2 separate regions of the Homo sapiens genome follow, and region 2 is linked to region 1. Evidence: chromatin loops called from intact Hi-C (ENCODE). Cell type or tissue: transverse colon. All regions are shown on one strand. Links, peaks and the distances in the headings refer to the core of each region. The heading gives the core; the rest is flanking DNA.

Evidence for each region. Peaks named below come from ENCODE experiments on the same cell type or tissue, not always from the same donor. Only the 100,000 strongest peaks of a DNase experiment are listed, where the experiment ranks them.
Region 2: it touches region 1 in a loop (5-fold over the local background); 1 of 110 quality-filtered maps calls a loop at or near these places.

Annotation. Positions count from the first base shown.
Region 1 is chr7:106,578,196-106,582,599 of GRCh38, reverse strand. The region is part of intron 2 of CTB-30L5.1 (a long non-coding RNA gene); the gene reads left to right. Among named protein-coding and RNA genes, the nearest start is that of CTB-30L5.1, 18 kb to the left of the region's middle. In transverse colon, for the core only: no CTCF peak of the experiment used is centred there; a DNase peak (open chromatin) is centred at 2,672.
Region 2 is chr7:106,513,031-106,517,434 of GRCh38, reverse strand. No RefSeq gene overlaps it. Among named protein-coding and RNA genes, the nearest start is that of CTB-30L5.1, 84 kb to the left of the region's middle. In transverse colon, for the core only: no CTCF peak of the experiment used is centred there; no DNase peak of the experiment used is centred there.

The DNA.
Region 1 (4,404 bases), core at 222-4,221:
TCTCTGGTGGCAGAATCAGGGATGACATTCCCAGTACCCGCCACTATGCTCACTTTCCTAACAGTCCCCATGGCCCCCCAGGGGCTCTCTCACACTAGGCCACATTGTGCTCCTAGTTGCTACTGAGACTGTAAACTCTGAATATCTGAGATGGGTCTCAGTTAATTTAGAAAGTTTATTTTGCCAAGGTTGAGGACACGGGCCCATGACACAGCCTCAGGAGGTCCTGATGACATGTGCCCATTGTGGTCAGAGCACAGTTTGGTTTTGTACATTTTAGGAAGAAATCAGACATCAATCAACATATGTAAGATGAACATTGGTTCGGTCTGGAAAGTTGGGACAACTTGAAGCAAAGGCAGGACAACTCAAAGCAGGGAGGTGGCTTCCAGGTCATAGGTCATACTAATTTGGGGGGCCCAAGATTTATTTTACTTTCACAAGAGCAAAGGCACCATGCGGTGCCTCTGTCTGGGCTACTCTGGCAGCTCCTGTGGCTGTTCATTCCCAGATAGCAGAGTTCTCTCTTTTCAGGGTTGTTTACGAGGCTTCCACCAGGATGGGCTTGTCTTCCAAGTGCCTTACAGCAAACCCGAGCTTTCAAGTTTTATTTTTTTTCTCCAAGACCTTTAGGTCTTTCATATTCACCTTTTTCTCAAGAAATGTGATAAAAAGGAAAAAGGATGTAAAGCTCCTCTGTGGATGGATAGCATTTGAAAGACCAAACAATACCACTCCTCAAAGTAATTCCTTTTCTTCTTTCCAGTTTTTATTTTAGGTTTGGGGGGTCCATATGCAGGTTAGTTATATGGGTAAATTGCATGTCATGAGAGTTTTGTGTACAGATTATTTCATCACCCAGGTAATAAGCATAATACCCGATAGGTAGTGTTTTGATCCTCTCCCTCCTCCCACCCTCCATCTTCAAGTAGACCAGTGTCTACTGTTCCCTTCTTTGCATCCATGTGTATGCAATGTTTAGCTCCAACTTATAAGTGAGAACATGCAGTATTTGGTTTTCCGTTCCTATGTTAATCCACTTACGATAATGGCCACCAACTCAATCCATGTTGCTGCAAAGGACATCGTCTCATTCTTTTTATGGCTATGTAGCATTCCATGGTGTTTATGTACCACATTTTCTTTATCCAGTCCTCCACTGATAGGCATTTAGGTTGATTGTGTGTCTTTGCTATTGTAAATAGTTCTGTGATGAACATATGCATACATGTGTCTCTATGGTAGAATGATTTATATTCCTTTGGATATATACCTAGTAATGAGTTTGCTGTGTCAAATTGTAGTTCTGTTTTAAGTTCTTTGAGAAATCTCCAAATTGCTTTCTACAGCTCCTAGATCTGATAAACAACTTCAGCAAAGCTTCAGGATACAAAATCAAGGTGCAAAAATCAGGAATTCTTATTAGCAAGCACTTGGTGACCCAGGATGAACGTAGCCTCAAGATGAGCTCTCCCCATGGTTGGTGATACCCTTTGTCATTTTCCCATTAAAGAGTCCTTGGCTGGCACAATAGACCTCTCCAAATCCTTTGAGCCATCTCTTCCAGAGACCACCCAGACTCTCATACAAATGCAGCCTGTGACCATTCTACATCTCCTGAGGTGGAAATGCTGATTGGGTATCCTGTTGTCACCCTCACCAAATTTCTCTTGTAGTTAGATTTCTCAGTGTTTATATGATAACAATTTTTAAAATGCAGTCTGCCTTTAGATGAGCCAGAAAATCTCACCTTTCTAAATAAAGGGTCATAGCTAAATATACTGCCTATAGTGGGGGTCGGCTTGGAGCTGCTGTCTTTTGATTCTGGAGACTGAAGTTAAAGCCAGTAGCATGGAGGTTCAAATAATTAGTAATACAATTTTTCTCTTATGGACAAAGCTTTTCAGGAAGATATTAAAGGATAGAATTAGGCTTTTTAATTAAAAGTTTTGAGGCAGCATCTTAACTCTGTCACCCAGGCAGGAGTGCAGTGGTGTGATCATGACTCACTGCAGTCTCAACCTCCTGGGCTCAAGCCATCCTCCTGCCTCAGCCTCCTGAGTAGCTTGGACTACAGGTGTACACCACCACACCCATCCACTCTTCCCCACCCCTTCCCTATAGAGACAGTGTCTTGCTGTGTTGCCCAGGCTGGCCTCAAATTCCTGGGCCCAAGAGATCTGCCTGCCTCGGCCTCCCCAAAGTGCTGGGATTACAGGTGTGAAACTACATTCTAGTGCATGCTCATTAAGCACTTACAGAGAGGCCTGCTGGACTCTACACTAAGTACCTTACCCACATTATCTTACTTAATCTTCACCACAATCATGCAAAGTAGAAACTATCATTATATAGGTGAGGATTTTTTTAAAAATTTTTTTGAGACAGAGTCTCTTGCTCTGTCACCCAGGCTGGAGTGCAGTGGCATGATCTTGGCTCACTATAACCTCCGCCTCACAGGCTCAAGCAATTCTCGTGCCTCAGCCCCCCAAGTAGCTGGGACTACAGGCATGCACTGCAACACTCAGCTAGTTTTTGTATTTTTAGTACAGATGGGGTTTCGCCATGTTGCCCAGGCTGGTCTTGAACTCTTGCTCTCATGTAATTGCCTGCCTCAGCCTCCCAAAGTGCTGGGATTACAGGCATGAGCCACCATGCTGGCCCAGATGAGGAAATTGAGGTCATGGAATCCTGAGTGGTGACGCAGGAATGTGAACCCAGGGAGTCTGATTCCAGGTCTGCTTTTCATCTCTTTGCTGAAAGTTCTGAATGGTGGCCAGCAGACAAAACTCGGCTTACAGAGGTTTTGGCTTTGGCTCACACCGATGTTTCACGAAAAAATAAATATGTATTTCTTGAAACTCTCTAGTTTGCCACAGTCCCCCCTATTTCCTATTCTTTCTAACCCAGCCTGCTTCTTTCATGGACCTGTCTGAAGGCATTTGGATTTTGATTTCTGTGCACTTTTAACACACCTTCCTCCTAGGGTAATTCCACACACCTTTCTCATTTCTCAGTTCCATTAACTGCACCTCAAGTAACTTCTCTATTGCAAGCAATTCCCTCACTCTTACTCTTTTTTCTCCTTCTTGTTTCTCTTTAATTTCCTGCAAAGTTACTTCAGTGTCTCTCAAACTTTCTTACTTTTTCTTTTTTATTTTTTGAGATGGTATTTTGCTCTTATTGCCCATGCTAGAGTGCAATGGCACGATCTCGGCTCACTGCAACCTCTGCCTCCCAGGTTCAAGCGATTCTCCTGTCTCAGCGTCCCGGGTAGCTGGGATTACAGCCATGCGCTGCTACGCCTGGCTAATTCTTTGTGTTTTTTTTAATAGAGATGGGGTTTCACCATGTTAGCCAGGCTGGTCTCAAATTCCTGACTTCAAGTGATCCACCTGCCTGGGCCTCCCAAAGTGCTGGGATTACAGATGCGAGCCACTGCGCCCGGCACCCCCCCGCCCGGCTTTTTTTTTTTTTTTTTGTGACGGGGTCTCACTTTGTTACCCAGGCTGGAGGGCAGTGGTGCAATCATGGCTCACTGCAGCCTTGACCTCCTAGGCTCAAGTGACCCTCCCACCTCAGCCTCCTAAGTAGCTGGGACTACAGGCATATACCACCACACCTGGGTAATTGTTTAAATTTTTGTAGAGATGGGGTCTCACCATGTTGCCCAGGCTGGTCTCGAACTTCTGGGCTCAAGCAATCCTCCTGCTTCAGCCTTCCAAAGTGCTGGGATTACCGGTGTGAGCCACTGCACCTGGCTTTCTTAATCTTCTGTTTTAGATTGCTGTCCTCCATTGGCTATGAATGTGGCTGATGTCCCTCCCCTAAGATTATTGGCAATAATACTATATGAATATAGCATGAAGAACAAAGAAGAACGTGAGCATGGACAGAATACAATAAGCTAATTCCCTTAAAGTCTAAAACATTTTTGAAAATCCAATATATGTTTTCAGCTCTCAGTTAAAACTAAACAGAGTGATTGGTTAAGCCTTCTGAGCTTTTCTTCTCCATTAAAATGGCATTAAGGAGAAATACCAAGTTTTGATGTGTTTGTATTTTCCTGTTTTGTTTTAACCTTAGTCTAATTTTGCCCGGGAAGCAAATCATAGTTTATAACGTTTTTATGAAAAAAAAATTCAAATTCCAAACAGTTGGCTGACAAATGCAATTTTGAAACAATTCATTTATGTCTTTCTGTGCAGAGTACTTTAGAAGTTGAACCTTCTTTTTTGTTGAACTATGAATTCCTTGACATCTTCCATTTAATATTCTGAAATCTCTGTGTGATATACAAATGCAGACATACCAGTTATAAATTCTTATTTTACTAATTGTACCTATCCTTTCTCCTAGTATTCCTGTAATAGCAGCCTCACTGAGGTGAGTTCGCCAAATAGT
Region 2 (4,404 bases), core at 142-4,141, 65 kb after region 1:
TCAAAGAAAATAAATAAAGGATAAAAAGAGCTAGAAAAGAATGTTCAAACAAACAACAACAACTGAAACAACTTCCCCAAAAGACTGGACAAGAGTTAGAAGTGTAATAACGAAGGGGATTCACAAAGATATGTCTACAGATAGCAATGATTAAAAAAATAACAGGGTACCATATTAAGGAAATATTGGGGCACTCCTATGTGCGAGGCATTTTGTAAAGGACATTAAATATCATAACTCGTTCAATCCCTTCAACAGCTCTAGGAGATGGTTATTACAATCCCTATTCTGTAGATTGAAGAAACTGGGACTTGGAGTGACAGGCTGAGTTGAATTGGCCAAGGTCATCTAGACAAATCATGGTGAAGCTGGTGGTTTGAATCTTTGATCTTTATTGCTAAGTGAGTATGAGCTTGGCAAGTTGGAGCAAGTGAGTTCAGAGTAGTGGAAAACAGAGAAAAAGCAGGTGACATGAGATGGGCCACATCTCACTGAGGTGGCACGAATGGTGTTATGGGAGAGATGAGCAAATGTCTGGTTGGAGAATGAGGAAGGAAATAATTCAGCTCTTCTGTTGTATGAACAACTTGGCTGTATCTGAGGGATTGTTTCTGGCTTCTCTGGCACTGCATTTTAAGAGGGGTAATCTTATGTTCAGATTAAGGTTAAAAAAATTAAAGTTTTATATGAAAAATGGTGGGGGGAATTAGGGATGAGTCACTTGGTAGAGAGACGATGAAGGAGACCCGATAGCCATTGCCAAATCTTTGAAGGAGTACCCTGTGAAAAAGGAAGAAATGGGACTAATGGGCAGAAACTTCAGGAAGATACATTTTGCCTCAGTATAAATAAATACTTCCTCACAAAGCCTTCTGAAGTTGTAACGGGCTGCCTGAAGGAGCCCCTGCCCCTACACCCCCTTTCAGATCTCCTCAGCCTTGGAGGTGTTCAAGTTGGATGAGCACTTGATAAGGGATAAATGGTAACTGAGTGATTGATATGTAAGTTTCAGAGAGTATTTAAGCATATGGATGAGGCCTCATAAAATGAACACTCAAAATAGGTCTATTAAACAGATGCATAAATCAGTGGAGCTGGAAGCAATATCCAAGGAGACCCTTATAAGCCTCCAATTCTTGGAAAATCAGAGTCATGTTTCAGTGAGTGGGAGGAGGGATGGTTTTGGATCCAAGTATGTCATTGGCAAGTGGGTAGGCCAGAGTCGGGACACTGGGCTTGGGATAGGGAAGCATGGTGACCAGAAGAGTGTGAGGTGTGAGGATGGGCGTGGAAGACAGCCCTACAAACTGTCAGCCTCTGTTTTATCTTGAATCGCCCCAAACTCTTGGTAGTGTAATTACTGTAAGAACATCAGGGAAATACTCGCATCTTAATCTCCAAAGAAAATTACTATCAAAGGATGGGAGACAGAAAACCTCAGGTAAACAGCCACTTGGGGACAGTCAAACATGCATTCTGGCAAGTGACATTCATATTGAAGAAAACTAAATTTTGTTAACTCTGATATTTGGAAGGATTTTGTTGTTTAGGTTTTAATGAAGAATCGGGGAATCAAAGTGTATCCTTAATGTCAGCCATCCCACCTATGATCTTTAGTTCAGTGTGTCTTTCAACTTTTCCCTCCAGCTCCCTTTCAAACTATTCCAGGGCTCTAGGGGAGTTTATAAATTCTGATATTGTTGATTAAGGGTAGTGTTATAAAAGCCTTCTTCAAAAAACGTGATGGCTACTGGATGAATAATTGTTCTGAATTGTCAAAATATGTCAGCACAACTTGCTATAATATGTTTTGGGCTGTGAAGCTGGTGGGTCAACTCTCACCACATTGGATGGGTTCCCTTTTCTTCCCATGTATTTTGTTCAACATTAAATTGTCATAGTGACAGAATACCAGCATTGCCAAATGTATTGTTCATAGCTGGAAAAAAAAAAGCATGAACTACGTGGCAATAAAGCAAACCATGGAAACAGTATACCGCCACATATTCAGAACAAACATTCAAACATAACAAATCAGTCTACTTACATGATATAAATTCTTGCAGAGTTGGCTATAATAAATGCAGAATTATTAGTAGCTGCTTTTTTGAAATTCAAGAGTTAAAAACAAAGAGATACTAAATTAAGCAAGAAGTCCTTTGGATTTTATCATTCTAAGAAGGAAAGAACAGCTCCCAAACCGGTGTGAAGATGAAACTAAATAGAAATAATTAGGTCTTCTTTATCAGAGTTTTCCCTGGGAGCTAAGGGAAATCTCCATGAATTTGAGTCCAATTGCCCAATTCTCATGCACTCTCCCGAAGCGGGAGTCAGCTGACAGGGAGGCTTTGCTGGCTCTCCTTCATCCCTCATTCCAGATGTTGCCAGGAGTTATTCCCAACTACAGTTACTTAATCAGAGAACAATGATCATAGAAGCTGAAAAGACCTTGTAAGATCACATAGTCCAACTTCTCCATCTTATCTATTAGGAAAAAATGGTGCTCAGAAAGATGCAGGAAAATGAAATCAGTATCTTGAAGAGATAGCTCTACCCCCTTGTTTATTGCAACATTTTTCACAACAGCCAAGATATGGAAACAATCTAAATGTACATTAGTGGATAAATGTATAAAGAAATTTTGGCATATGTATATATGATAGAATACTATTCGCCTTTAAAAAGAAGGAAATACTGTCATTTGTGACAATGTGGATGAACCTGGTGGACTCATGTTATGTGAAATAAGTCAGGGACAGAATGACACATACTACATGATTTCACTTGTATGTGGAATCTAAAAAACGTCAAGTTCATAGAAACAGAGTAGAAGGGTAGTTGTCAGGGGCTGAGGGATGGGGAAAATGGGGATTTGTTGATCAAAGAGTATAAACTTTCAGTTATACCATGTACAAATTCTGGGAATCTAATGTACAGCATGGGTAGTGATGGATGTGTTCATTAATTTGACTGTAACAATCATTACACAATGTGTACATAAATCATTATGTATACCTTTAATATATACAGTCTTTGTTAATTAAAATTTTTAAAACAATAAATAAAAATCAAAAGTAAAGATTTCCTGCCCACACAGGAAACTAGTGTCATCAACACAGGTAAGGACTAACCCTTGTCATGCTAGGGTCAAGGTAAGGTACTTTAAATACCTTAGGTAATTTAATCACCCCAACAATCTGAGGAAGTAGATATTAATATCTCTTCATGTTACAGATAAGGAGAGTTTGAATTGCTTGTTCCAGGTGAAAGCCAGGAAGTGCCTGAGCAAAGACTCAAACCCAAGCAGTCTGTGATGGAGAAAGTCATGGGTTTTTCGAAAAAGATACATTTATATTACAATTCATGACTAGAAAAAAAGCATACACTGCATGGCAATAAAGCAAACCATGCATCAGCATTTACCAGCTGTGAGACTTTGGACAGTTTCCTAAACCTCTCAAAGCCTCAGACTCCTCATGTATCAAAGAGAATAATAACCTCTATGTAGGATTGTTGTAAAGACTCATTGAGGTTATATATGTCTTAACATAGTGTCTGGTACTTAGTAAATGCTCAGTAAACAGTAGCTAATATTAGTATCCATTTTTATTCTTATTTTTATGTCTTAGGTCTCTAGAGTCTCATCTATAAAAGAGGATGATAATAACTTCTACCTATGATTGTTGTAAAGACTAATTGAGGTTATATATGTCTTAGCATAATGCCTGGTACTTAGCAAGTGCTCAGAAAACAATAGTAGCTAATATTAGTATCATTTATTATTATTATTTTATATCTCAGCTCTCCAGAGTCTGAGACTTTCCATTAAACTGTTTATCTTATCAAAAACCTTCCAAACACTTCTATAAATGAAATGCGTAGGAAGTCTTGAACTATATTTTTTAGTACTAGAGCTGTGTTGGGGTAAAAAAGCATAGCCTCTCCAACAAAAGTAACTTTTAAAAGTTTTAGGCTTCTCCTTTTTTGTTTTTTATTTTAAAATATTAAGGTATATATAGTTTCTATACTTCTTCAACTCACTTTATCCCTCTCTTACTCTCCACCCATTCCTGAAAGCAGCTCTTCTTGGTGACTCCCTCCTCAATATCTCCCCCTCATTTCCTTGATATACATATTATTTTGTATTATCTAAGGTCATCTTACATAAAAATTTAAATATATAATCATTAAATTTTAGAGTCTACAATTTTCTTAGAAATCATATTGTCCAATAATTGTTGGGGGAGGCTGTGAGTTGAGGAATTGTGAGTGAAGATTTATAATTTTAAATTCTACTCCAAATAACTGGCACCATTCCAGGATGACAGCACGATTTATCCTATATTCCATTTTTTTCAACCTTCTCTGAATAGCCAATATTTTGTCTCTATCAGTTCATCAAGG